Linked DNA regions of Homo sapiens: regions 2, 3, 4 and 5 are each linked to region 1. The links are chromatin loops, found by intact Hi-C in ENCODE. Cell type or tissue: dorsolateral prefrontal cortex. All regions are shown on one strand. Links, peaks and the distances in the headings refer to the core of each region. The heading gives the core; the rest is flanking DNA.

Evidence for each region. A loop is a pair of places that touch in the nucleus more often than their neighbours do. Peaks named below come from ENCODE experiments on the same cell type or tissue, not always from the same donor. Only the 100,000 strongest peaks of a DNase experiment are listed, where the experiment ranks them.
Region 2: a loop joins it to region 1, with 2.3 times the contacts of the local background. A loop is called at or near these places in 8 of 110 quality-filtered maps.
Region 3: it touches region 1 in a loop (2.2-fold over the local background); 19 of 110 quality-filtered maps call a loop at or near these places.
Region 4: it touches region 1 in a loop (9-fold over the local background); 33 of 110 quality-filtered maps call a loop at or near these places.
Region 5: it touches region 1 in a loop (11-fold over the local background); 3 of 110 quality-filtered maps call a loop at or near these places.

What each region holds. Positions count from the first base shown.
Region 1 is chr13:52,964,940-52,970,815 of GRCh38, forward strand. No RefSeq gene overlaps it. Among named protein-coding and RNA genes, the nearest start is that of OLFM4, 61 kb to the right of the region's middle. In dorsolateral prefrontal cortex, for the core only: CTCF peaks have their summits at 3,357 and 3,556; a DNase peak (open chromatin) is centred at 3,332.
Region 2 is chr13:52,894,131-52,900,006 of GRCh38, forward strand. No RefSeq gene overlaps it. Among named protein-coding and RNA genes, the nearest start is that of PCDH8, 48 kb to the left of the region's middle. In dorsolateral prefrontal cortex, for the core only: CTCF peaks have their summits at 3,447 (motif pointing right) and 3,652; DNase peaks (open chromatin) are centred at 3,171 and 3,476; H3K27ac peaks cover 613 bases.
Region 3 is chr13:52,848,050-52,853,925 of GRCh38, forward strand. It overlaps PCDH8 (protocadherin 8), which reads right to left and starts at 591. Exons shown (of 3, transcript NM_002590.4): 1 at 1-591. The coding sequence starts at 387. RefSeq lists enhancers at 1-554, 685-979, 2,325-2,619, 3,294-3,503. In dorsolateral prefrontal cortex, for the core only: CTCF peaks have their summits at 2,516 (motif pointing left) and 2,750; DNase peaks (open chromatin) are centred at 612, 2,492, 2,762 and 3,552; H3K4me3 peaks cover 3,654 bases; H3K27ac peaks cover 2,802 bases; H3K27me3 peaks cover 3,629 bases.
Region 4 is chr13:53,148,545-53,154,420 of GRCh38, forward strand. LINC01065 (long intergenic non-protein coding RNA 1065) reads right to left here and starts at 3,356. Exons shown (of 5, transcript NR_125788.1): 1 at 3,160-3,356; 2 at 813-960. In dorsolateral prefrontal cortex, for the core only: CTCF peaks have their summits at 3,443 (motif pointing left) and 3,644; a DNase peak (open chromatin) is centred at 3,417.
Region 5 is chr13:53,066,501-53,072,376 of GRCh38, forward strand. No RefSeq gene overlaps it. Among named protein-coding and RNA genes, the nearest start is that of OLFM4, 41 kb to the left of the region's middle. In dorsolateral prefrontal cortex, for the core only: a CTCF peak has its summit at 2,970; a DNase peak (open chromatin) is centred at 2,522; H3K4me3 peaks cover 600 bases; H3K27ac peaks cover 855 bases.

The DNA of each region.
Region 1 (5,876 bases), core at 456-5,455:
CCCTAGAGGCCTCACTGCCTCTCTGGGGCGCTGCTGGTCATTAGGTGCAGGGTTCCCTCTCTGGAGTTCAGCAACCTCCATTATATCATCCCTCTCCCTAGCAGAAAAAAATGGTCTAGTCTCCAGGGAAAGCTCTACTCTTAAACTTCACTTCATTCAAGCATTTAACCTATGCCCAAGGTCCTTTTGAGTCTTATAAAAACATTGAATCTTTAGAATGGAATGCCAGAATATTTTTTTCTTTGCTTTGCTTTCTACCTGTTTCATCTGCCCCCTAATGCGATAAGTATTGACTGGTCCAGTTGCTTGAATTGGGAGCAGTGAAGAGGTGAAAGAAAGCACAGTATCCAGAGCAAAGCAGAAAATCAATTAATCATTCCAAATATTATTCTGCCTCATGGGGATAATAACATCCTCCCTGTAAATTGTTGTAGAGTTCACATAGGAATGTGAATCGCTTGGTCCCGAGATGCTCAAAGAATAGGTAGGTGTCATAATCCATGCCATCTCTACTTCCCCTCATGGTTCTAAGGGAGTGTGAGTGTCAAGGCTGGATTTAGTGCCCTTTCTGCCACATCACTTTCTCCTTTGGTTTTCCTTATGTCAGTGTTCTTTATTTGCTCATTTGCTCATTTGTTTATGTCAGGAACTAGGGAATTATCTTGAACACCTCTCCTTTGCCTCCCTTTTCCTAATCATGTTCCCAAATCTAGTCATTGCCAAATCTAAGACTAGATTATTCTCTCTCTCTCCCTCTTTCTCCTTCTCCTCCTCCCCCTTCTTTCTCTGTCTTCTCTCTTCACTACTCTCCCAACCCTGCAGTCCAGGTTTCTGCTATCTCTTTCCTGAACTACTATCCTATTCTCCCCATTGGTATCCCAACAGCCGCTCTTGCCCACCTTTAATTCTTTCAGCAGCCAGAGGATGTACACACACACACACACACACACACACACACACACACACACACACAACTCTGCTGACTCGCTTACTTCCAATTTCCTGATGAGAATGAAATGTAAAACTTGCTCACATGTCCTATGAGGCCCTGCCTGACCTGGCCCTCAAGCCTCATTTTATTCCACCCTGCCCTGTACAGATGCACAGCTCCAGAACCAGCGCACCCTCAGTGCTTCTGGCAGACCTGTCCCTGGGGGACGCTCCGTTCCTCTCGCCACAGTTGATGCTTCTAGCTTTTACATCTCCCCATCAGATCTCCATGCTGACCTCTGACTTGCCCACTCTCTGCAGATGACCTGACCTCCAGCTTTGAGAAAATAGAGGGCATGATTTCAGAGCTCCCTACATTGAAATAGTTTTCTCTTCACTGTTCCTTCTTTTCTCTCCCATTTCTCAGAACCGACACACCCCACAGTCTTTCCCAGGTTTGTCTTTCTTCCTCAGCTCCTGGTTCCTTCCTTGTTTGCCCTGCCTAGGATTGCCTGACGGAATGCAGGACACTTGGTTAAATTAGGATTTCAGACAAATAGTGAGCAACATATTTAGTATAACTGTGTCCCAAATATTGCACAGAGCTAAAAATTATTCATTGTTTATCCAAAATTCTAATTTAACCGAGTGTCTTGTATTATAGTTTTATTTGCAAAATCTGATAAACTTAACCTTATCACTTTAAATGTTTCTCTTTCTCCCCTTCTACTGGGTGCTCCCATGCAGCTTTGACATTTTTGCAAGCTACTTCCACTGAAAAACTCTTGGACGCTAGCAAATCATTCCCTTGATTCTGTTCTCCTTCAAGCTAGTACCCTACCTCTATAACCTGCCCTTGATTCTTCTTTACTTGTCTTTCATTATTTTGGTCTTTGCAATATGATTTCCAGTTTCACCACTTGACACTCTTCTTAAATATCACAAATGCTTTCCAAATTCCTTCTTTAGAAATCTTCATATCCAATTAAACTTTTCATCTGGGCGTCCCACAGATATTTCTCCTTACATACTCTGTGCTCCCAAATGTCCAGCAGTTAACTTTTAATTGCTCTCACAATTTCTCCCTCTTTCTGCTCCAATTGTTGTAATTTTAGAGTATCTACATAGATCTAGTTGCCTACGTTACAACCCATGAAGTCATATTCAACTCTTTCCTTTTATTTATCATCCCCAATACAATCAATTACAGGGTTTTATGACTTTTGTCTCTAGAATAAACTCTTCTCAGTATTGTCCTTTTTTTAAACCTCTCTGTCCCTACATTAGGTTATGTTTCTATCATTTCTCATTGGATTCATACCATTTTCAGGTCAAGAGGGATGCAATATTTTGTGTATTTGATGGATATGCCAAATTAGCCTCAGAGATTATACCAAATTTCATTCTTGCCGATAAGGGATTGTTAATTTTAAGGAATCCTTCCCAAAGCTAATTATTGTCTTCAAAAACAACTTCAGCAATCCTTTAGGTAAATATTCTATTTTGAAGTTCTAATCACATTACTAATAAGGTTGAACACTTTTTAGCCTCCATATCTTTATGCAAGTCAAAGCTGGATCTAAATCTCCTGCTTAAAATCTTTCATGGCTTCCCATTGCCATGAGATGAGATCTGAAATCCTTGGCATGACAGTTAATGCTTTTCACTATCTGGCCCCCAAATATTTTTTCAAATTATATTTCACCCTATCACCCTCCCCTCCTCCATGGAGTAATAGGGAGTGCAGAAGGAGGGTAAGATGGTGAATTCTTTGAGGTCAGCAGCTGTGCCTTTCCTCTCTCCTACTACTGTAATCCCAGCTCTAGCACGTAATAGGTGCTTAATGAGTAGAAAGGTGATGAGTGAGAATGAGTGAATGGGAATGAAGGCTTTAGTGGAGAGAAAGGCAAAGAGGAATTAGGGACAAGAAATAGCATCGGGTGGTAGACGGTGGTGGATGGTGTGCTAGAGACATCCAGGGCTTATGGTTCCGAAGTGACTGTCCTCCATAATGTCACCCATCAATAGAGGCTAGGATATAAAAGTAGATCATTTAGGATAATTCACGAAAATGCACACACAACTGTACATGTTGTTAATCTTGTGCAATGTATCTGGAAAAGTGAAGAAGTCATTTTCTTGAGACTATAACAGCAATCCCTGTGCCAGCAATCTTAGGACAGGACTTTTTTAGCTGGCTGCAACCCCACCCCTACTCTCTGAGCTCCAAACCTAGTAGTTCCCTTGTAGGGATTTGCCGACTTTCCTCCACCTCCACCAAATGGCAGCAGCCAGGCACCGCAGCTTTGCACAGCTCCAGTTACCTGGCCTCTCCTTGAGTTTCCCCTCTTCACCTGGGTCCCTGGACAGCTCCCTTTCTGTCAGCACCGCCGGTAGAGGGCAGCTCCAGCATCGTCCCTGCTGCACCCTCTAGTGGCCGTTAGGATGTTGCATAACTTGAGAAACAGCTTTCCAGCTATCACATTCTCACTTTCGTTAAGTTCTCACTCATAAGTGGGAGCTAAGCTATGAGGACAGAAAGGCATAAGAATGATATAATGGACTTTGGGGACTCGGTGGTAACGGGGAAAGCTTGGAAGGGGGTGAGAAATAAAAGACTACACATTGAGTACAGTGTACACTGCTCAGGTGATGGGTGCCCCAAAATCTCAGAAATCACCAAAGAATTTATCCGGCCAGGTGTGGTGGCTCATGCCTGTAATCCCAGCACTTTGGAAGTCTGAGGCGGGCGGATCACAAGGTCAGGAGATCGAGGCCATCCTGGCCAACATGATGAAACCCTTTCTCTACTAAAAATACAAAAATTAGCTGGGTGGTGCGTGCCTGTAATCCCAGCTACTTGGGAGAGTGAGGCAGAAGAATTGCTTGAGCCTGGGAGGCAGAGGTTGCAGTGAGCTGAGATTGCATCACTGCACTCCAGACTGGTGACAGAGTGAGACTTTGTCAAAAAAAAACAAAAAAACAAAAAAAACCAAAAAAACCAAAAACAAAAAAAGGTATCCATGTAACCAAAAACCCACTTGTACCTTAAGAACTATTGAAATACAAATAAAAATTTTAAAAAAAGTAACCGGGAAACAATCTATGTAATCCTACAATATCACAAGGCATTAACTGTGCTCATCTATTCTCTGAGGCAAGGCTCTTATTCCACACATGGCTCAGGCAGAGTTTGAATCCATTGTTGAGGGGGCTTGGCAACAGCTCCAAATCTCCCCACTCTTATCTTAGGGCACAGAGACTCATCTGTGTATTGAGTTCCAGGAACATCTTTACATAACCCCAGAGTTCCATAAAGGCAATGTGTAAATTCAGCTCCAATAATGACTCGGAGTTCTGTGGATGATTTACAATCTATGTGATAAGACCACCAATTGGTGTTATGATGCTACGTATTTTGATTAATTGCAATACAGGGCAACACATAGAAATTCAGAACGGTAGGACTGCCACCGACAATCTTGATCTTAAAATAAAGAGCAGTGTGAAGAAGCCATCTAGCCTGTAACCTTTGTATTCAGATGCTGCTCCCATTTTTAGGCTGACTGACTCTCACGGCTCATGCTCATTTTACTTAGGGGAAGAAAACAACCCTCAGATACTAGAGAGTCTTTCCCTAAACTCCCAGCCTCGCTGCAGCACAGCCCATGCTCCAACTGTCAGTCTGATGCCCCAGCTGTCATTTCCTTCCTGCTGCTCCTCTCCCCAGAGTCTAATGGAGTCTCCTTGAGGCAGCTGAAGGAGTGACAGATAGACATGTTGTATAGTGGGGCCATTTGCGGCAGCCACGTGAGGTGTGGAAAATGTGATTTATAGATATTTTTTTCCCCAGGGGAAAATGGATTTCATTATTTTCCACCTCAGGTAAGGGGCAAACCTCTGGGCTTGACCTTGGAAGGTTGTGCAGCTAGAATAGTGCTGCCTGAAATGCTGATATAAAGTAAAACCTCATTAAATCAATATTGGTTATTCAAAATCATGCTTGATTGGAGCCAACTGCTTTTCTTCAGCAGCCTGATGCCCCATTCTTTCTTGAGCAAAAATATGAGATACTCTGAAGTGAGTTAAGTTGGTTAAGTTTTTTTCTGGTCCTTAAAGTTTCAAATTAATACAGTTTTATTATGTTTCAAATGGAAGACAGTTCTAAAACACCAAGTCCAATATTGATTATAATCTACCACTATCACATGTATGTTTATTAACAAAAATCCTGTTTCCATAAAAAAGTCATGCATTTTCTCTTCCCATTTATATAGGTGCACAATGTCTGCTTATTGGAATAAATAAGCTGTGGGTTCCTAGGCAAATTGAAGTTATGTAAATAAACAGCCAGTGGCTAATTATCCATGGCAGTGAGCTGCTGGGACAGCTGATGGATAAATTCTGTTGTCAATCTTAAAGTCTTCTAGCCAGAGTGAGGCCAGGCTGAAGGAACTGGGAGAAGGTGTGAGATCCCAGGTGACCTTCAACAATTTTATGTGCCATCTTTTCACCAAATCAAATCAGTGGTAGCAGACATTATCAGTGGTCATTTGGGTTTTCATTAAAGGACATTGAAGTGTCTCAGAAGAGATTACGCATTCAATTAGAGGCCTGGTTCATCTGCAAATTATTAAGTAGCAGGTGTATGTTTATCTTCATGATCACTCCAGAAAGTCCTGATTGTGCCCACAGTGTACAGATTACCAGAATGTTAGGTACTCTGAGGCCTTCAGAGGCAGTACTGTATATTTGTATGTTTGCCATCCATTGACTAAAGAGTTTTTAAGATTTAATTGAGGCAGGGCATTGGATTGAATATCTCCTTCATATCATCCCTTCCTTCTTTCCCTAGCTTCTCCCTCTGGTTGAAGCCAGGGTAGTGGCTATTGTTTATGTCTTTATTTATATCTTTATTTTTTTTGAGACAGGGTCTCAGTCTGTTG
Region 2 (5,876 bases), core at 547-5,546, 71 kb before region 1:
CTCAGTGATTCTGCTGTGCCATTCCTTTCCTGAGGCTGTAAGTGCTAGATGCTGAAGTGTCTGCCTGGGGAGAAAGGGGTTGGTAGAAGGACTGAAGGTATTGCAGGGCACAAGAACATTGCTTAAAATCTCAAAACATTTTTCTACTACGTCGCTATTATTATATCCATCTTCCATATGGTTTCATTCCCATGGGGCTGAGTTGCAGATTGATTTGCTTCAGTGTTGGAGCACTTGAGGATGATTCTGTTTTGACCTGTTGTTGGCAAAGTAAAAAAAAAAAAAATTAAAAAAGCAGATAGTGGCGCTCAGAAGAAAGTCAGACACTCTTGGTCTGTAAAGCGTAGGTTTAGTGTGGAGCTAAATGTAGCTCTGGCCTCATTCTGCTTTTCTGTCTCCCAAAGGTCATGCCATTTTTCTTGATCTGTTTTCCTATTTCCTTGTTCCACAGTCCATCATTGGATGCTCTGCTGCCTAGGCAACAGCGTTCAGGGCAGCTCTCAGCAACGTGTTACAGGAGAATGTTTTGAGCTCCACGCATGTAGTATTTCCTGCAATCCAGGGTGTGTTCTTAGTCTTCTTATTGTCAGTTTACACCCTTGTGTTGCTCAGTGAAACTGTCTGGGCCCACTGTGCATCTTCTTGGGTATGGGATCTGAGAGTAAAGAGTTGTCTGTATTTCAGAGTTGTCATTGTCACCATCTTCAGGTGACCATACTGATGCCGGCAGCATCTCACTGCATCCCCACTCCTGTAAGTGTCTGATCAATATTCTTTTGAACTGTGCTATGTTGTCGGCTGGGCACTCAGGACCACAGCATTGACTTTCACTTGCATGGCAACCACAGGAAAAATGCAGGGAACAACATTCGCTTGTCTGCACAGGATTTACCAGCTATGCTAAAACAGGATTTGTAGAATCAAACTATGAAAGCACTACCAAAAAGTTTACTACCACCATCACCACCGGCAGCAGCACCAGCTGCATTTATGGAAGAAATATTTTGTGCCTGGTACTGCGACAGACTCTTTACGTGTATTAACCCAATTAAATTTCCCAACAAACCTAAAAGGCAGGCACTTTTGTCCCACTTTATTAAGAGGAGAATGAGTTTAAAGAGATTAAAAATCATGTCTCTGGTCACATAGAGAGTAAGTGGAGCCAGAATTTAAACCCAGGTTGACCCCAGAGCCCTTGCTCATGAGGCTGGAATGGTGCCGTGTTAGCATGCCTGCTGAGCGGCATCTTGGCATCGTTGAAGCAATGGTCCATGCACTGCTCCATGCTGATGCATAGTAGGTACACAGTCACACTTAACAGAAAGTGATTGATTGCTTGTCTTGGAAATTGATGTATTCTGAAATATGTTCTTTTACCAGGTGAGTGAGGCAAAATAGGCATAGGCCCTTCCTCTCCTGTGTCTTCAGTCCCCATCCAGCCTCACTTCTATTGTCTTACATTAGGATATTGAGGAAGCTTCCCACCTGGTCTTCCTGATGCCTGTCTTGTTTTCCTCCTAATCCAAGCTCTACACAATGGCATCTTTCTAATTCAGAAATCTGTTCCCAACCATTCAGAGATTTCTCATGAGTTTAGAACCAAGTTTGACTCCTTCCAATGGCCTCCAGGTCCCTTATGATTTGGAGTCTCCTGCTTCTGGGTGTCATTTCTCTCCCCTCCTCAGTTCCCCGCTCTGAGCCTGTGCACACCATCTTTCTCCTCTCTTCAGGCCTTTGCATGTGCCATTTCCTCTACCCGGAACACTGCTGGCCTCTGCCATTCACCCAGCCAGCTTCTGCTCCTCCTTCAGATCTCAGTTTGCATGTCACTCCCTCTGGGCAGCCTTCCCTGAGCCTCTGAGCCTGGGTGAGGTGCCCCTTCCACAAGCCTTGCAATGCCTTGCTGTCCTGCATCAGAGTGTTCACCATCCCAAATCATACTGTCTTACCCTCCTTCCCCACAGAGGTAAGCTCCACCACGAGGCAGTATGCACTCCAGGTCTGGCATCTAGTCAGCACTTAACACATGTTTGGTGAATAATGGAGAGTTATAGGTAATCTATTTCTTGTAGCCTTTTGTTTTCTTTTTTGAGACAGGGTCTCACTCTGTTGCCCAGGTTGGAGTGCAGTGGCACGATCACAGCTTGCTGCAGCCTTGATCTTCCAGGCTCAAGCGAGCCTCCCACCTCAGCCTCCCGAGTAGTTGGGACTACAAGCGCATGCTACCATGCTTGGATAATTTTAAAACAGTTTTTTTTTTTTGTAGAGACAGGGCCAAACTGTGTTGCCCAGGCTGGTCTTGAACTCCTGGCCTCAAGCAATCTTCCTGCCTAGCCTCCCAAAGTGCTGGGATTACAAGTGTGAGCCACTGTGCCTGGCCTGAAACCTGGGGCTTGGGAACATCATTATACTTGGGGACAGTTCTTTAAAGGCAACAAATTAGAAATGGCTTCCAAAGTCCTTGAAACACTCTTTCAGGAACTGTGGGGAGGTCTTTGTTAGAGTATGAAAATTCAAACATCTTCAAATTAAAAAAGGTGAGAGATACAAAGTGTCACTTAAAAGCACAGACCCAAGAACTCTTACAAGTGCCTGCTCTTTTATTAAATTGGGTTGTCACTAACATGAGACACAAGGAAAATCACATTTTAACCTGATTAATAGTCCCGTTATGCCATTTTAGAAAATATTAAATAATAGAACTATGTCTTATTGTCCCTTTTTCACTTCCCTCCTGTCCCACTCAGGACTGAAGCCTTTGGAAACGTCTGTGCTGGCTTTTCCTTTTCAGATGAATTGTCAGGGCCTGGAAAAGGCCTCACTGCAGACTCTCTCCCACAGTCAGAAGGACCAGATGCGACTATTGACTGCATCAAGGAGTTAAGCATTCCATCCTTTTGGCTCTCACCCTCACTCTTAACACAATTCCTCCTTGGATTTTCATACAAATTAATGCTCCCATGCTTTTTGGCTCTTGCACACCCCTGCCATTGCCCCAGTGGTGAGATTTAGCAGCTTGGGTTTCCCAGGCTTCAATATTGGTGCGCATTTGCGGGGCTTCCAGCAAAGGAAAAGGCTCAGTCCTGGGGCTGCTGTTTCTTGTAAACACCATGTTTCTATCCATCCCCACAGACTTCGCCGGCTGCCGACAAACCCCTCTCTCCCTCCCTTCCCCTCCTTCTCTGACTGCTCCTTTGAGCCTTGGGAACAGCGGCCAAGGCCTGAGCAGAGGGTGAGCAAACAGACTGGGCTGCATTTAGGAGGAGGCTTTCTTTAGGTGCCATCTGCCACCTCCACAGAGGTGGTTGGGATAAACTGATTTGCCAAACAAAATGCTTAACAACTCATGAATAAAACTTTAAGAAACATTCCAAAAGGGATTTGGGTACAACTTCTTCTGAGGCCACAACAGCTCTTGTGACCCTTTCAACACCCCCTCCCACCCACCAAATACCTCCTCTGAACCTGCACTTTCCTTGGGTTCCAGTAGGGGGCAGCTGCCATCAGGCCTGGGGAGCTGCCTTTCTTTCTTTCTTTCTTTCTTTCTTTCTTTCTTTCTTTCTTTCTTTCTTTCTTTTTTTTTTTTTTTTTTTGAGACAGTCTCGCTCTGTCACCCAGGCTGGAGTGCAGTGGCACAATCTCCGTTCACTGCAACCTCCACCTCTCGGGTTCAAGCGATTCTCCTGCCTCAGCCTCCTGAGTAGCTGGGACTACAGGCATGCACCACCACGCCAGGCTGATTTTTGTATTTTTAGTACAGATGGGGCTTCACCATATTGGTCAGGCTGGTCTTGAACTCCTGACCTCGTGGTCTGCCTGCCTCAGCCTCCCAAAGTGCTGGGATTACAGGCATGAGCCACCGCGCCCGGCTGGGAGCTGCCTTTCTTCTTAACATTTTCTGGGGTGTGTGTGTGTGTGTGTGTGTGTGTGTGTGTGTGTGTGTGTGTGTGTGAAGTGGAACATATCAACAGAATAATGCACAAAGGCACCCATGTACAGAAGCAGACAGTTGGGTAGCCACTTTCCCCAGGTCAAGAAGAGGAATATTGCCTGCACCTTAGTAACTCCCCATCCCCCTCTACAATTCCTTTCTTCTCCCAGAATTAGCCACACTGTACTGACTTCTGGTAATAGTTTCTTTGCTTTACTTTGGTGTTTACCACACTCAAGTGCATCCCTAAACATTACAGTGTGTGGTTTGATATTTTGATGATTTTGAACATTATATAAGTGGAATCCTACAGTGTATATTCTTTTGTCTCTTTTTTTTTGCTTAAGATTATGTTTATTCATTTTCATATAATAACAATGGCAAAGGTATTGATTGCCTTTACCACAACTTATTTATCTAATCTACTGCTGATGGACATTCAGGTGGTTTGGAGTTTGTGGTGATTATGAATGACACTACTTTCAACTTTATTTATTTATTTATTTTTTGAGATGGAGTCTTGCTCTGTCACCCAGGCTGGAGTGCAGTGGCACAATCTCCGCTCACTGCAACCTCCGCCTCCCGGGATCAGGCAGTTCTCCTGCCTCAGACTTCCTAGTAGCTAGGATTACAGACATGCACCACCACACCCAGAAAAGTTTTGTATTTTTAGTAGAGATGGGGTTTCTCTATGTTGGTCAGGCTGGTCTCGAACTCCTGACCTCAGGTGATCCGCCTGACTCGGACTCCTAAAGTGCTGGGATTACAGGCATCAGCCACCGTGCCTGGCCTACTTTCAACGTTCTATCTGTGCATCCTGGCATGCATTGCTATAGGGTGCACATCTCAGAGTGGAACTGCTGGGTTGCTGGACATGGATATCTTCAGCTTTACTAGATAATGTACAATTTTCCAAAGTGGTTGTTCCAGTATACAGGCTCCTCTGCAGAGTACTGTATAAGAGATCCAGAAGCACCACATGTTCACCACTACTTGGTCTTGTCAGGCTTTTTAATTTTTGAGGCTAATGTCTTTTCAGGAGAGTTGGGCCAATAAGTGGCAAGGGCACCCTTCCTAATGGCTTCCATACTGTTTCTGAAGCAAAAAAGGGGCTTCCAGCGCTTTCCTGTGGACACAGATGCCAGAAGTCACAGAGTTAGATGCTCATCTGCATTAAACACAGGCAGTAGGTGGCTCCACAGAGAGATGTTTTCTCTCCTGCCTGTTCCTCTCTGCTGTTTTGGAATGAGCCATCAATACTAACAATGGCAATTAGGCTCTTGGTGCCATCTGGATGGCTGGGGTTGTGGGGGAGGGCAGCTGCTGGCAGCCAGGAGAAGCAGAGGCTCAGCCCAGACTGGGCACCGCCCAGGGGATGCTTCCTGTGTGGACCTGCCGCCCAAACCCAGTTCCACGAAACAAAGATGCTTCCTTACTCATTTTAGTTAGTCAAGATGAACCGCCGAAGAGTCACTGTGAGAGTTCCTCAAGGAAAGAGATGGTAATTATTCCCAGTTAACAGATCCAGCCCAATCAAACCTGATTTTCATCAGCTTTGATTGCCTCCATTTCGGAATTGGTTGATTTCACTGCTCCTGTCTGAGCCTCGGGTATAAAATGGAGTTGGTGTAACCTGGCACCCATGTTGTGGCCAAAACAAAATGAGAAAGGCATGTGAAAACTCTTTGAAAATGATCAAGGTACTGATATGTTTGAGTCTAGGGTCACAGATTCCAGGATAGGGCCCTGGCTACAGAGACTTCAAGGGGGAATTGTAATTTTAGGTAAAGTTCCCTCTTTATCCTCGGTGGATAATACAGAGGGGAGTCTCTGTGAGGCAGACAGGGAGGGGTGGGCCTTGCTCCATGCTCTCTTTCTCCTTGGGGGTGCCGACTACTTGGGTGAGAGTTGGGGTGAGACAGGGGTACTTTAATAAATTGTTACT
Region 3 (5,876 bases), core at 311-5,310, 120 kb before region 1:
GTTGACGTCCCTCACCTCTACCTCCACGTGCACCAGCCGGAACTGCTCCTGCGAGAAGCTGACCACATCGAAGGCCAGCACGCACTGCGGGGCCTGGCCACACAGCCGCTCGCGGTCCAGGCCGGCGTCCCCGACGGTCAGCTGCCCGTCGCCTTCGCGCACCCGGAGCAGAGAGCTGTTGAATTGCTTCATCAGGCGGAAGCTTGTGTCACCCGATACTTTCATATGCAGGTCCTCGGCCAGGGTCCCGATGACCGTGCCGGGGGCATCCTCCTCGAAGGTGCTGTATCGGACTGTTTTGCTCTGGGCCACTGAGAGCACCCAGCAGAGGCTGAAGAGCTGCAAGGGGAAAAGGCAGGGGCTGCCCCAACGCCTCACAGGACTCATGCCTCCAGCCTCAAGTGCGATCCGAAAGGCTAAGGAAGTCTTCTCTGGTTTCCAGGTCGGGCGTCAGTCTCAGGCTCTCGGAATCACGCTCTTTGCGAGCCCTGTGCGGGAGAAGTCTGCGGGTAGCAGCTCCGAGCCTCCAGCGGGCTCTGAGGACGCGCGGACCCGCCCTCACTCTGCGCCTCTCCGTCTCTTACAGAAGCTGCGCCGCCTCGCGCCGCCTTTGCCTTTATAGCCGCCGATATGCTAATCACCCGAGCCGGGTAGCCAATGGCCGCCTCCCCCTCGCGTCGCCCCTCCGCCTGCCTCTGACAATCCCTTTAATGTGGAAAGGCTTAGAGGGGAAAACAAGAAAGGAAAATTAGGGAATCTTTCTTTTGTTTAACTCCTTTTGCTTTTTCCCCCTTTTCTTGTCAGCACCCTGCATGTAGAGGAGTTGGCACAGGGCTCCAGGAGTAAAAGGAGCGGATGGTTTTGTTAATTGTCGCCTGCCTCCCTCCGTGCCGCGGCTAGAACTAAGTGCGAACACGCTGGGGTTTCACCCCAGTGGCTCCTGATTCCGCCTTCCCCCAGCCCCTGCCAACACACACACTCTGCATTTTGCACCTCTGACGCTTCCAAACCCTTGCAGCCCCCTACCCACAGACTTGCTCTGCTGAATGAGGCTCTGCTTTCCTTCTCTCCTAGCTACGGTGCCTGGAATAGCCTCTCGATTAAGAAGCCTGAAGGATAAGGGAAAATTGATTTTATTCAAATTTGTGTACTCAATTGTGTTTTGCTCGTGTGAGCCCCAGTGATCAGAGCTGCCACTTCCCTTTCAGAAAAGAGCCCCGCGATATGTTAGTATGCACGTCACTGTCCAAGTGGCCTTCTTAAGCCCTGGGAGCTAGCAGGCAAGGAAAAAAAAGTTCCAAATAGGATTTAGCATAAGCTTGAGGAGATTTGGAAAGGTTTCAAAGATCAGACTGTATCAAAGGCTTATGAAGCCCTCGTTAGCAGTGGAAATAGAATGGTGTGGCAGGCGATCCCATTGGAGGCCCCAATGTCTGTATTATTTCACTGTGACAAGCTAAGGGGAGAGAAAGTTGAACAGTTTCCACAGCGGAGTTGGACTAACTTGAATATAATGAGCAAACGCCACATGTATCCATTATGTTCCTCTATTCATCCCCAATCACTGCCATAACTCTCCGGCTAAACGGTGATGGGCGCTGAATTCCACACAATACCCGGCTCGTATTAAAGTGCATTTAGAGAACTTTTTCCTCCTGATGCCTTGTTCCGCCTATTTAGAGGATTTTCTTTCTGTTCTAATAGGGCCACTCTGGGAAGCAACACTCGTCCGGTTCCAGAAGAACAAAATCACAGCGTGACGTTGAAACCTGGCAGGAACGTGGGGGGAACTTAACCATCTGCTTAGGAAAGTGTGGAGCTTCGGCACTGCCAAAATCTGGGCTGGGCGGATCCTGGGGCTGGCCGGGCGCTGCGCTGCCCCACAGATAGCCCCCTCCCATCCCTGACGGCCAGGGAGATGGAGCTCGGATCTGCAACAAGACGGATTCTTAATGATTCTTACTGAAGGGCTTTATTGAGCAGGCTATGCAAATACACACGAAGGAGGAAAGGTAAAAAACAAAAGCCACTCACTGGAAGAAATTTTTCTTTTTAGGCGATAGGTTTGGTAAGTAGATTGAATTCAGTAAACATTCTTCAGAATCCCGATTTTGGTCCTGCTGTCAGCGTCCTATCCATGTTTTCCTTTCCCTCAAACTCGAGGGAGTGTGTTTTGGGTTTTTTTTCAGAAGAGGGTCAGGAGTTTCCTTGGAGTAGGGAGACCAAGCAGGGAGCTGGGTGGCAGGGATGAGAGGTGCTTGGAATTGTCAGAGAGCGGAACATGCAGCTCCAGCCATCCATAAATACAAGCTCTTATAAGACTGGGGAGGGGGATGATGAGTGGCTGGAGACTTCCTCAGAGGGGTGTGTCTCTGGGTTCCCTTCTCCACCTCTTCCACCTTGTAGTCTTGGGAATGCTAAAAGCAATAAGGCCAGGCATCTGCAGCCGCGTGGGGACGTGGAAGGAGGAGCGCCCCCTACAGGAGCCCAAATCGCAGCCCTTTCTTCCGCTGTCTTCCATCTCCCAAGTGCGATTTAGTATGTAGCCCTCCCACCGTCCCCGCCCAAGAGATATTCCTTGGGGGGTACACGCAGTCGAAGGAACTTTCTATTTTCCTTCCGAGCCCCGCAACACTCCCACCCCAACCTGGGGCTGGCTGGTGACCTTTAGCGCCCCTAGGCTAACGTCATCTCTCCTCACCCCTCTTCCCCCGGAGACCCAGACGGGAACAGGTTCAGAACTTGGCTGGTGGACAGCGGCCTCAGCGCTTCCGCTGGCGTACCCAGGGCAAGGTCAGGCCCGCCTGGCGCTGCTGCTGCCGGGCGGAGGACCCGGAAGGTGGGGAAAGTGGGTGGAAATGGGGCCGGAGTCCCAAAGGAAGGGATTTCAGCGGTTTCCGCGAGCACAGCCCGGCCGCGAATGGCTGGGACCCGGACCTCGCGCCAGCGCCCCCTGCGCATCTGCACCCCGCAGTTCTGGGCTGGACTCGGGAGCCCCGCCACGCGCTAAGTTTGGGTTTTTCGCTTGGCCAGAGATTCGGAACTACTTGCAATTTCTACTCAAAGTGCTTCCGCGTCAGCATGCTCATTCTCAAGGCTGAAATAAACCAAGGCGTGCTTGAAAGTGGGAAAAGGAAAGGGGAGTAGGGGCAGGCAAAAGCCAGGAGGCGGGAGGAGGGGTGTAGGGTGGCTGGTAGCAGGTCTAAAGTGTTTTTTCCGCGGCCAGGCCCTCGTCGATCGGAAGTAGCCACGACGGCGGCGGCGCCGGGAGGCTGAGAGCTGGGAGCCGGGGAGCCCGGGAAGGGAGCCGCGAGCCTCCAGCCGCCACCGGCGCGCACAGGTCTTTCCGTGCCGGCGGTGGAGGTGTGAAGGCACGCGAACACCGTGAGCTCCGGGCCGGCAGCGGACAGCCACTCGATTATGGAAATACGATTTAAAATAGCACATCAACGTCCGCAGCAACTCCCCGGGAAGGAAAATATGTCCGGGGAGGTGGCGCTGGAGAGGAGTAGGGGAAAGGGAGGGGAGCTCGCCCGCCCGGGTGCTGATCAGGCCTCACAAAAGCCGCTCGAATCGCCTTGTTATCATACCAAAAGGTCTGGGCAGGCCCAAAGGAGCCCCTTTCTCTCGGTTTTAGCAACTTCGCCGGCAACTGTCTCGCAATCTTGAGAACAAACACAGCTCCACAATGGCCGGCGTTTTCTCGGAATGCAAATGTTGCGGGCTCCGCAAAGCTGGGTTTCTGTTACCGAGCCTAATGCCGGCATTGTGAAACTCGCGTGCAAACACCAAGATTGACATGGGCGTCACGTGATGGATTAGGGCTCCAGGAAAGTTTTCAAAGAGGCGACAATGGGGGGCTCAGACTGATCTGATATCTCCCACAGTTTAGCGGGAAAGAAAATCAGGATATATTCTCATATGTAATAGGATTATCTTGTCCATTTCAAGTTCTATACAGCATGTAATTTATTTTTAATTAGGATTATATCTACCAGGAAAGGGTACTAGACTTCACTGGAAAGTGTAATTCTAAGGATGGATGAAGAGGGGTTATTTTTTAAACTTTTACTTTTTTTTTTCCTTTAAAAATAAGCCCAGGGCCCTGGTTTTTCCTCCTACAGGCTCACCATTGGGTAAACCCCTCAGGGAAGTTTGCAGCAAGTGCTTGGCCAAGCAAAGAACAGAGGAAGCTCTTCGGGGCATCTAATTCATTTTTGTAGTGAAAACACACTTTGCAAAAATCTCATCAAATTCTGAAGCCTCTGGGTTTTCTGGGGTTGGTGCACTAGAAATGCAACCAAGCTGTTTTCTACACTCCAAATTCTTTTTTTTTCTTTTTTTTTAAAGTTATCTCTCTCTGTGTGTGTATTTGTTGGGCTGTCAGTATAGGCATGGTGACTTTTAAACTGTATAGTAAACCACAAAGCAGCATTCTCCATAGCCCTGATTCAAATTCAGCAGTCAGACAATGAGACAATTTGGGGGTGAAGGTAACTGTTATTTAAACATTGATTTTGGATTGATTCCAGTGCCAGATGCTCACAAACCCTGGATCATTTCCAGATCTTGGGCCACTCTTCATTTTGTGTGTTCTGTGTGTCACTCTGGGAGACCTGCTTTACCTGATAAGAAGCAGAACGCAGCTGTTGACTGCAGGATCTGGAATCATCCTGCTTGGGTTCAAATCTGATCATTACACTGATTGGCTGTGTGACCCGTGCAAATTATTTTCTCTCTGTATTGTTTTTTGTTTTTGTTTTCTGTTTGTTTTTTGAGATGGAGTCTTGCTCTGTTGCCCAGGCTGGAGTGCCCTGGCGTGATCTCCGCTCATGGCAAACTCTGCCTCGTGGGCTCAAGCGATTCTCATGCCTCAGCCTCCTGTGTAGCTGGGATTACAGGCCTGCACCCCCACACATACCCAGCTAATTTTTGTATTTTTTGGTAGAGACGGGGTTTCACCGTGTCACCATGTTGGCAAGGCTGGTCTTGAACTCCTGACTTCAAGTGATCATCCTGCCTCAGCCTCCCAAAGTGCTGGGATTACAGGCATGAGCCACGGCGCCCGGCCTGTCTGTATCTTAGTTCCTTTATCGGCAAAATGGGTATAATAATAGTACTTTGCAAAGTTGTTTTGAAGACTGTGTAAAATGATATAATATCAGGTGCTTAGGAACACATGTTAGTTTTTATTTCCCTTTAAAGCACAGGGAAGAAACATCAAAGACTATGTAATCTAAACCTCTTATTTTATAGGCGAGGGATTTGTTCAGAAAGAAAAATAACTCTCCCATTTCCTGTCTGCTTCTTTGCTTTGGTGACAACTGTCTCCCCAATTCCCTCATTCCTCTCTGGAAATAATAGGTATTGTGGTAGGTATATAGATCCCAGAGGAAAGAGACAATGGTCACCTGAGGGTTCCACCAATTTTTGTGCCCTCATGTCATTTCAAAACCTTTTGGTACCTTACTTGCTAGTTGAGATCAGATGTTGACAAAAAGGAGTTCTCAGTAGAGTTTTTTCCTACTCATTTCTATAAAAGCCATGTATTCTGACTGAAACCACCTACAGATACAGATATTTAATGGACAGGAGCCCATAATTCTGGAGGAGCAGAATATTTCAAGGGACTTTCCCTCCTGGACAGTGGAATGCCTGGATAGTGTAATGCCTAGGAGCAGCAGGTGACCTCCTGCTGACTTATACTGAGCCAAGGTACAAAAAGTGTTTGACCCCTCTATTACTCTGCTAGAGCTGCCATAACAAAATGCCATATACTGGGTGATTTAAACAACAAACATTTATTTTCTCACAATTCTGGAGGCACGAAGTACAAGATCAAGGTGCCAACAGGGTTGATTTCTCCTGAGACCTCT
Region 4 (5,876 bases), core at 399-5,398, 180 kb after region 1:
CTGGAGTGTGGTGGCGTGATCTTGGCTCACTACAACCCCTGCTTCCCGGGTTCAAGCGATTCTCCTGCCTCAGCCTCCAGAGTAGCTTGGATTACAGGTGGCTTCCACCACGCCCAGCTAATTTTTGTATTTTCAGTAGAGACGGGGTCTCACCATGTTGGTCAGCCTGGTCTCGAACTCCTGACCTCAGGTGATCCACCCGCCTTGACCTCCCAAAGTGCTGGGATTACAGGCATGAGCCACCATGCCAGGCCTGATCCTCGACTTTTAAAGTCATTCCTCTACCCCCAGACATTCAGCTCCAGGGAAAGGACAGTGTCAAGGGCAAAGGCAGCAAAAATCTAAGGGTTTTGGAGAGTGGTTGGCAGGGCCAACTTAAGGGCCTGGCTCTGTAACTCTTTCTCATTTTTCAGGTGTCTCCTTAGCCCTTGGGAAGGCTTCTAGATGCCCAAATGCTGGGTTCTGTGTGCCCCCTTAACACACTGTGCCTACAATTCTGCCAGCCCCCAGCCCATCCAAGGCCCATGTTTGTGAGACCGTAACAGTACTGAATGCAGGGGCTGCTGCTTTTCCTGCATGTGCCTGCAGATATGTAATGTCACACAGACATTACGGGCATTCACTGGGGACTTGCTGAATGAGTATATTAGGCAGATCCTTTATAGCACAGGTGGTCCACTCTAGGAAAAGCCCTGCCACCTCAAAATGTCTCCAAGGTAACTTGTGCCCAGAATGTGCCCATGGAGTATTAACTTTAGGGTTTACATTTTTCTCCCTAATTCCTACACAAAGTCTGTGAATGAACACAATACCTTCTCTTCATGAATTTATAAAGGCCACCCTTGTCCTAGTTCCTAGCAAAGGCACATCTTCGATGAGTACTATTTCCCTTTTGATGATATGCAGGCAACCCTGGAAGAAGTGGCATTTTACACTGTCCAACAGGAATTAGATAAAAATCTGGAGAAATTTGTGGAGCAGATTGTTGTACCAGGAGAGAGCACATAGAAAATTAAATAAGTTAATATTTGAAAAGCACATAGTCAACACTATATAAGTCTTTTTAAATGGAGAAACAAAGTGTTACTGCTGTTATTGTTATTATTAGACATTAAAACATTATGCAGACTAGAACATTATTGCTTAAACTACCGAAGTTCTGATATTTCAAAGAGAAAATGTTTTACATTTTGGAAGTCTCCAAAATATAACATGGAAGTACTCTTGGCTTGAGGTTTATTCTATTTAACACCTTTCAATAGGGCAACATCTGGATGTTATCAAGGCTTGGCAAGATGAGATGCCAAAATTACAAATTCTGGAAATGCTGTGCATTAGGCACTCTTGTCTTTGCCTGTAATTGCCTTAAAGATATAAAAGAGCCTGATTGTAATAACTCCCCTAGTGTAACTATTCTTCATTTCTATTCCACAAGAGAAGATAGCAGGAAGTAATATCACTCTAAGGGTATGAGTACGGAGAGAAGGAGCTAATCCTTAAATATGTGTGCCCTGCATCTCAAATAAGCCCTGAACAACAGTGTGAAAGGATTACGGGTAATCTTATATATATCCCTTAACCTATTAACTGGAATAATTGTTGCACTAAGATAAGACGCCCCTAAGTATTCCAGGCTAGGTGGCCCTAGGTCAGAAAGCATTTATTATTTATTTCCTAAAGTCCTGTTCTCCAGTGATAGGGACGGAAATTTGGCAGACTGGGTCTCCCCTTGTCAAGCAAGTGAAATGGTTGTTTCATTTTTAATCTGGATCCTTTGCCCTGACAGATAAATCTGAAGAGTGCTGTTAAGAATGTGATGAATTGGGCTTCTGGTGATGTCTGTGGGAAAGGGAGCAAGATACAGCAGCCTGGAACTACTTTCATTGCACACAATTGCAGGTCTTTTAAAATGGTAGAGCCAACCATTGCCGAGAAGACTTAAGCAAGGAGAAAAGTTTGTCTCAAACATGCCTTGAATTCTGTCAGTGCACTTCATCTCTCATTTCAGGGAATGTGTTGAGGGTCTTTGGATTGAGCTGGAATGATGGAGAACACTTGAGTACTATTGTGTCTGAGTTAGTTTTGCCCCTGGGTACCATGACACTTTGTGAGCAGAGAAATGGGTGCTTCTGTGTTACAGTTCAACAGCTCTAGCTGGAGGTGAGCTGTGTAACACAGAGAGGGTAAGGCATGTCTGAGTCACTCTTGGTACCACGTGGCTAGGTACCATGCTGCCAAGCATAAAGATAAGCAGCAGTTTAATCCTTATTTGAGTAATCTGACCTGAGGAGATAGCCAAACTGTGTGATTACCATTCCCAACTAGACTTTTGAGATGGGCAGATCACCTGAGGTCACGAGTTCGAGGCCAGCCTGCCTAACATGGTGAAACCCCGTCTCTACTAAAAATACGAAAATTAGCTGGGCATGGTGGTGGGCTCCTGTAATCCCAGTTACTTAGGAGGCTGAGGCAGGAGAATCGCTTGAACCCAGGAGGCGGAGGTTGCAGTGAGCCGAGATCACACCATTGCACTCCAGCCTGGGCAACAGAGTGAGACCTTGTAAAAAAGAAAAAAAAAGAAAGAAAATAAAGAAAGAACAAAAGTGGTAAAGCAGTCAGGGTTTGGTCAGGAGACAGAAATCACAATAGTATAGTCATGAGCCGCATAATGACATTTCTGTCCAACACAGACTGCCTATATGATGGTGGTCCCATAGATTACAACACTGTTTTTACTGTACCTTTTCTATGTTTAGGTATGTTTGTATATACAAATACCATTGTGTTACAATTACCTACCACATTCAGTACAGTAACATTCTGTACAGGTTTGTAGCCTAGAAGCAATAGACTATGCCATATGGCCTAGGGTTGTAATAGGCTATACTATCATCTAGGTTTGTGTAAGTACATGCCATGATGTTCACACAATGATGAAATTGCCTAACAACACATTTCTCAGAACATATCCCCATCATTAAGTGAGACATGACTAATAGTTTGGACAGGGAAAACTTAATACCACATAAAAATAAGGAACTAATTAAAGGGTATTATCTACTAAGAAGTATAAAGGGAATTCTCAAGAAAACTGGGGTAAGACGCAGGGAGCAGTCACTAGGCATAGGGCTGAAAGACAGTATTCAAAGAAAGTATAACCTTGAAGGAAGTCCTTCCAGTTCAGTTTCAAGGCTGTGATTCATTTAATGTGGTCTAGTAGATGTCAGAGAAGTCCACTGAAGTGATGCAGGATGGGCTGCCGAGCAGGAAGCCACCTGTTGTGGTGAGGGTGAAACTCTTTGGAGGGTTTGTGTCATCAGGTCTTCTGCATGCCCCTACCAAGGGAGCTGCTGGTTGGCAAGGAGACAGCTCATTGTTTTCTAAGAACAGAGCTGGAACCAGAAGAGAAGCCCCTTCCTTGTGCAGTGTCCCTCTAGCGCCCTCTACTGACAAGGTCTAACATTGTGCCCGCTAACGAAAGAAATTAGGTCCAGCTCCAGTTATCATAATGTAGGGCAGAAAAGGGCATATGTGGGGTTCAGAGACAGTAAATTGGAACAGGCATAGGTGGGGAAGTAAAGGTTGTCTTAGAGAGGGGAGAGGAGGTTGGAGTGGGTGGAGCTGCGGATAAATTAGGATGAGACTAAGCGATGCACAGACCATGGTCCTGAAGTGTGGCTGAAAGAGTGGGGATGGAAAGGAGGGGGAATTAGAAGAATACTCAGGGGATGTAATAAATAGGTCTCTGTGGCGGATGAGCCAGAGACGGGCCAGAGGGAAGTGGCAGGCATGCTCCCTATGTTTGGTGGCTTTCCTATCTGAGAAAAATGGCAGGTTTGGGCTTCAAGGAAGATAATGAATTGTTTGGACTTCTCAATTTATGGTACCTGTAGACTATCCTAAAATTCAGAATTTCCTGGAAAAAGCACAACAGATTCAAATATTCAAATACCCAAATATGTAGTGGAGCTATAGAGTTCCACAACTGATACAAAACTCACATGCAAAGAAAAGGAATGAAAAACAAATTTCCACCTTAAGAAGAAATTCAACAAAATTTATTTTCAGAAATAAACTTCCTTCAAATTTATAAAAATCTAATGAATTTCCATTCAAGCTTGGAGCTGCAGTACTTTTTTATAATATGGGAAGTTGTAATTTAATTTTTTAAAAGATTGAGAGGTGGGATTTCACTATGTTGCCCAGGCTGGACTTGAACTCCTGGGCTCAAGGGATGCTCCCATCAACTTCTGGAGTAGCTGGGATTACAGGTGTGCACAGAAACTGTAATTTGAATAAAGATCACCATTAAAGTTCAGTGTATTTGTGCGTGTGTTTCTGTGTTTGGAGTTTTGTTGTTGTTTTGTACAGAAAGAAACTTAAAAATCTGTATATAATTTCCAACTGAATGAACTTTCTATATTAAACAGAGTAGAAAATATAATATTTTTACAGGCTGTTACATTTTATTGCAGGCCAAAAGCTGTCTCACTCTTTCTGTATATATACACATATACCCAAAGGAAGGAGGTGGAGCTAATGGGCTGAGAAGTCAAAAAACAAAACAAAACAAGTGTAATTTTTCCTTAGCGCTCATTTCTCGAACCACACATTGTAGCACTTGGTTGTATTTTGTATTTTTCTATTTTGTGTCCAGTTGCTTTCTGTATATAAGTCCTGCTTCCTCTTTCATACTTATTCCTAGAGGGCAGGACAGATACCACATGCTATTTATTCTTCACAATTTAATAAGAACTTATCAATAAAGAATTCATTTTTATTGTTCAACACAGGCTTACTAAGCATCATTCTGAGCCAACACATGCCTAGGTGATCCTTGGAACAAGCATGAAAAACACACAGTTCCTGTCCTTGAGGAACTCATGATTTAAATGAAGAAAAATGTAAATGAGACCATTTTGATAAAATATAGTTGGATGCTTAAAGTGATAATCCATTCTTTGGTCAGACTCTTGAATTTTGAATGGATCTTTGAAATAAGGATCCAGGAAGTACCATCCATTCTTTCCACCAAAGTTTGTGAGTTTACTGGGTATCAGACACAGTGTGGGATAATCAGAACTCCAGTAGTATTTATATGTAAAAATCAAATGAATGTTCCCATATTATATGGAATTGTACTGGAGAGGACATCAGAACAGTCTAAAGCTTTATAAACTTGACAAGAACGCTGGGAAGAATAACGAGTTAATCTTCCACAAAATGCTTTGAACACAGAAAGTACCAACATAAGTGCTAATTATTATTATTAGCCCCAAGACCTTTTTCCCTGTACTGTTAGATCCATCATAAAATTGCTTAACTTCAAGGGAAAGTATTGTTCTTTACATGAGCACTTTTTGTGAAGTCAAATGTTAATATATGCATTTATGGAAAAAACACATCTTTCATTATTCTTTTTATCCTCCCTAGAGGGAAGACATTGTGTCATTTATCTACTCTGTAAGGTCCCTAGCAAAGCAATGTGCATTTTGTTGCTCTATGTTGGCAATGGCTGGCTTGCCTTAAGAAGAAGCAAAATGTATATTTAGAATCTTATCTGGGGCCAGGCATGGTGGCATGCATCTGTAGTCCCAGGTACTGGGGAGGCTGTGGTGGGAGGATCACCTGAGCCCCTGGGAAATCGAGGCTGCGGTGAGCTGTGATCTCATCACTGCACTCCAACCTTGGTGATGAAGCGAGACCCTGTCTCAAAACAAACAAAAAAAATCCAACAACAACAGAAAAAACCCCAAAGAATCTTAGCTAGGACTACAAACTAGTGAGATTTAAAAATAACAGAACTTAGATAAACTAAAAATATTTGCATTTTAAAGTGGTTACCGGGGAGACTATAGAGTCTACATTATCAGAGA
Region 5 (5,876 bases), core at 527-5,526, 100 kb after region 1:
AAAGATTTCTTGCTAATGCCACATATTCATGGGGAATTGGCTGGGGACTCTGTTTCAGATCAGCCTCACTCCAGGTCCCAAGCTGAAGGAGGTGCCGTGATGTGGCACATTGCCACGGCAGAGGGAAAGTGAGTGGCAGAATTGCATGCTGACTCTACAAACTTCACCCCAACTTCATCCCAGAAGTGACATGCATCACTTCTGCTCACATTTCATTGTCCAAAGCAAGTTATGTAGCCAAACCTAACCTCAAGAGGGAGGTGAAGTGTGCCCAGAAGAGCCAGAATATTTATTTGGTAGGTGGCACAAATTACTGCTAGCCAAATGCAAAGTCCTTGCACAAGGCTGGACACATTAAAAATGGTCACTTCCCTCTTCTTTTTTACTTCTGGAGTCATGAATTTGGAAAAGGTCAGAAGTGTGGTTCTTTGGTTAAGAAAAAACTCATGGTGGTCATGGATTCAGGTTGTCCTCTGTCTATTGGCACCCGTGGTCAAGAAAATTTGCAGAATTTCCAGTATAAAGCTATGTGCCCAAGCTTATAAATAAAGTTAATAAATACTAATTATTAATATGCATTCAAGATCACAAGTTTGTTGGTCAACATTAAAAAAGAAGAAACATAGAATTTCTTCTAATCCCCAATTATTGCACAGAGATAATAACCAGATTGAGAAAGAAAAAGAAAAATGTTGATTTATTTTCATTCATGCTACAATGCAATCACAGACTCAATAGCTGAAATACTTTCTGACTTGAACTGGTCACTGCGTCTGACTAGCAATCATTGAATGCCAGTAGAATGAAATAAACATTACTAATTACCACAGTCTCCATGCTTCAGAGTTTAAAGACACCAGACAGGTCATTAATTTCTTTTTTCATTCATTGAGAGGCCCTATCTCTCAGGTATTGAGTTAAGGATGTGGGGACAGAATTAGAAGCAAAACTGAAATGGTTCTTGGCTCCAAGGAGTTTAGAGTCTAGAGGGAAAAAAAGACAACAGTCAAAACTAACTCTTATTCATGGCTTGCTTACTAGAGGCTGAGCATGGGGCTGTGCAATACGTCTGCATTTCATAAGAGAGTCAACAGCCTTGTGTTGGTTTATTACTCACAAGAACCCTGTGGAGGTGGTGAGAACCATGGCTTTGACTTGGTATAATCAAGACTCAGAAATGTTATTCAGTATATTCTTGGGGTGCCAGGAGAGCTAGGTCAGAATTCAGGTCTCATGTCTCAGATTACAGATGCATTGACACCTAACCATTTTCACTAACCTGCACCACAAAAACCAGCCTTGTTTATAGGTCGGACATCCCCACCTCCAGGCAGTGCCTTCTCTTAGTTAATATTTCCCATCAGTGAATGAATTATTCAAAGAATTGGTTGCACACCTATTTGGTGTCAGGCACTGTGCAAAGTGCCTACTCACTACAGATTTCACACTACTCCTACAATTATCTGCAAGGGTAGGAATCATGATTTGACAAATGAAGAAATGAAGAATCATAGAGTGAGAGATTTGCCTATTATTTCCAGAGTTCAAAATTGGTGGAGGGAGCCAGGATTCAACCAAGCCATGTCTGAGCCAGAACTCTTTCTAGGGGCACAACTCTGCCCCTGTGAACTGCTGGCAGGTCTGGCCAGTGGATGCTCTCAGACCCATAACCATGGCTCCTGCCAGACATCCCTAAGTCCCCCTGCAATAACATTGGGTTATGAAATCTAGGCAGCTAGTAGAAACAGATCGCTTTGAGGATAACTGCCTCTTCTCACTGCAGCAGCACAACTTGCTGCTTTTACTCACTTATTCTAATGAATTCAACAAACATTGACTGAACAGCTTCAATGTAGCATGCCCTGGAGGCTACCAGGGTGAGTTCAACGTAGCTCTGCTCTCAAAGGGTTGAAAATCAACAGTGGGAGAGAAACTTAGAACCACTGAAACTATAATGCAGGTAGAAAACTCAGGGTTATAACAAACAAAATGCAACAGGAGAAAGAGTGTGCACGAGAGAAAACCCTACTGGGAAATCTGGGAAGGCTTTGGGGGGAAGTGTGTGATTTGTCAGGGATTTAAAGATAGATAAGACTCAAGTGCTCAAGTGCTAGAAATGGGAGAGGGGAGTGGAGGGAAAGAGTGAGTATTAAGAAGCCACATCATGTAAGCAGAAGGGGCTGTTTCTTTCAGAGATTTGTAACCTGGAAGAAGAGTTGTTTTTCCAGAGCTCACAAAGTCTGACCCATTTTCACAGAGCCCCTGGGGAGGAGCAACTAGTGCAAGCCAGGTGCAGTCGGAGAAGCTGCCTCAAAGGTTAGCTGAGAAGAAAGGCTGTTGTGGACACTTAGAAAGTCTTTTCTGAAAGGGAGCCATCTGGTGCTTAGTACCAAGCAAGCTTCTTTCTGTTTTCCCAGGCTTCTGGGCACTGGTGGCTGATGCACAGTCCCCCTGGGCTTTGTGAGGGTGGAGGGACTGGTGCTGGCTTCCTGGGCTGTAAAAGGCTGCATCTCATGCCTGAGGTCCCAGCCTCTGCACTTCTGCAGAGTGTGGTCCCCATGGTGAGCTGATGAGCTGACAGCTGTCTCTTTAGAGGCCCCCCGGGTCTTCACTGCCTCCGTGAGCATGTCCTCTTGCGGGAACCATGGAATGTTTTTAATCCTGGCCAGTCACATCTGGGAAAAACAACCCAAATGTTAATCCATCTGGAGAGAGAACTAATCCATATCTTCTGATGTCTGTATCTTTTGTTTTTCATCTCTGGATCTTTAAATCTAATTATGAAGCCAGAACGAGCCCCCTACAAGCCTGTCTCTTACCCTTCAGGCGGCCTTTAAACGTTCCTTTGTGCATGGTCTCCTTATGCTCCTAACAGAGCTCCTTTCATCTGAATGTGGTACAGCTCTTTAAACAAAGAAACAAAGCCTCACTACACCCCCATGAGGAAAGAAGCAATCATAACTTGCTTTCACCCTGGCTGAGAGAAGATGAAGGAATGGGCCGCCACTTGGTTAAGGAGTCCCAGCTACTATGGCCCTCTTAAAACAACAAGAGCACTAGCTATATCCTGCCCTTGTGTATTTTCCTAGAAGTGGACTCAGGTTCAAGAAGGAACTTTGTATATTTCTTCCTAAATGGGCTCCTCCTCCTGTACCCTGTGTTTAGAAAAATGATATCAACCAATCACCCAAGCTTGGATATTTCCACTCTCTTTAGCGGTGGAGACTTAATTGATGTTTCAATGATCATGCCTCTTCTGCCTTTTCTGTCTCTCTGATACTCTGGGGTACCCTGCTATCCTGGATTACTACCACGGCTTGCCCTCTTTAGTCTCTGTTTTTATTGTATGTTCCTCCTAATCTACCCTCCGTGCTGCTATCAGACTAATCTCTCTAAAAGACAAACTTAGTTAAGTTATGCCTCTGCTTAAAATCCTTCTCCTATAGGATAAGATGGAAACTCCTTAGCCTGACATAAAAGCTCCAGGCTCTACCTGTGCAATCTCACCTGTCACCTATACCTCTGTATACTCTCTATAACCAGCGTTTTGGAACTACTTCCTGTTTCCTGGATGTAATGCCGCCTCCTTTTGCATGTAGTCCATGCAGTAATCTGACCCTCCTGTCAGGGGAAATCCTACCTGTCATTGAAATCCAGCTCAAGGGTGGTCTCCACTCTGAACATCAGATGGTAATGAGTACTTGCTTCTTTGTGGTGCATTGTATTTTCACTGGTTTTCTGTTGGAGCACACAATAAGATTATTATACTTACTCGTTGTTTACCTATTCTCACCTCACCCCTAAATAGCCTGTGCATTTCTCCTAGACAAGTGCTGTGTCTTATTCATCTTGGCCTTGTTGGCACCCAGTGTAGTGCCATGAAGATGGTAGTCATTCAATAAAGTTTGCTAAATGAGTAGAATTATCACATCCATCGTGGGAAAGAACATTAACAAATAGAGAAATTGAGGCTGAGGATTTTCCTAGACTCATGCTGTCAATTAAAGTACTGATGCAATGCCTGAAACCCAAGTCTGCTTTATAGGCCATTATACTTCTTTAGATCCTCAAACCAACAACTCTAGGAAGCTGCTTTAGGGAGGAGTTTATATTCTTCTACATGTCACAGATAACAGTAATTTATATACCCAACCAATATTTTTGTGGGTTTAGTATAAACCAGGCACTGTGCTAGACATTGCAATTATAGAAGTATACAAACCAAAAAATATCCTTTCCTACAGTAAATTTTCTACTTGGACAAACAGACACAAAACCGATAAAGAAGTAAATAAATATGAGGAGAGCAGGCAGGGGCCAGATCAGGTAGAAACTTGAAAGCCATCATAAGTTTCCTGGATTTTATTCTAAAGAATAACCAGAAGTCATTGGTGGCTTTAAAGGAGGGAATTTGATGGCTGTGTGGACATGAGTTTGGCATACAGTAGATGAGGGGGACATGAGTTTAAGAGTTACTGTAGTTTCTGGAGAGATACGATGATGGTGGCAGTGGAAGTGAAGGAAGGTGAACTGATTTGTTTTACGGGTAACCTGCCAGTGTTTGTTGATGGACTGGTTGTGGTTAGCATCCTTGGTCTGGAATAGTCTTAAGCCATGGCTGTCATCTGCCTGCCTCTCAGCATCATGCTGATGGCTGCAGAGGCTTTGAGTTGGAACTCTTGAGTCATTGAGGAAGTCCAGCATTCGGTCATCACCAGCTATTTCCACGAACAACCCCACAACACTTTATTATGTGAACAATATTATTGAAGCCCTTCTTTGGGATTCAGACTTTTTCTTGTACTCCCAAAGACCAAGGATGCTGGCAATAGGGCCCTGGTCCTGGGCCAGTCTGGATCTGAGTATGGCCTTGAAGGATCTGACACTAGGGCCAGTATGGTAATAGAGCCTGGGACTTGAAGCTGTATAGTCTCATTTTCAGGTCCTTGCTCAACTATTTACTAGCAATGTCATTTTGGGAAGACATTTTTAACCTCTCTGAACCTTAGTTATCTTATTTGTAAAATGGGCATCATGAATACATACCTCACAGAATTGGTGTGAAAATGAATGACATAAGTAAAGCCCAAGGAGGGGTAAGGGGTCAAGAAGAAAACTCAAGGAAAGGCAGGAGCAGTCCTTGCATTCCCTGGTACCAGCTTGGTCTTGACATAACTGTGCCCCAAGAATCAGAATTTTCACATTCCCAGATGGGTGCTCACACAGTTTTAGGGAAAAAAATTTTTCCTTCCTTGGTGGTGGCAGTTTAAGGAGGTATGGTATGGAGCACAAAGGAAATCTCATAACCAGTTAGTGTCATGCCCTTTTCTTTGTCCCAGTGACGATGATAACAGCAGGGTAGATTTATGGCAACATGATGAAGATATCCATCTCCAGCCAGTACTACAGCAGCCTCTGGTGTTGATTCTGGACTTGGGGGTAAGGTGGAAGCTACAAGAGGAGACACCTGAAAGGATCCTTCTCTTATTGACTTTCCCATAAATGTGTGGTTTTGAGTGGTGAATAGAGAAGGATATCTCTGTGGGCAGATATTGGCTGCCGTGGCATAAGTTGTTCCTGGCGGGTCATTCCCTTGGAGGCTAGGGGTTCTTTAGACAGGAAACCAAGACTTGTGGGCCTTAGGCAGGGATGCAAAAGCATTCCCTGGCCTTCTCTGAGCTTTGGCCTTTTTGAAAATAACTTTGAGGAGTCTGAAGCAGGGATCATAAAACTGATTTACCTTTGATTGATTGGTAGTTGATGCTGGAGTACTAAGGCTAAGTCTTCATTCAATGACGAAGAGTGGTGTGGTTGATTAATGATGTCTGCCATGAGCAGCCTAGGGAAGACTACAGCATGTAGGCTATGGATTTGTT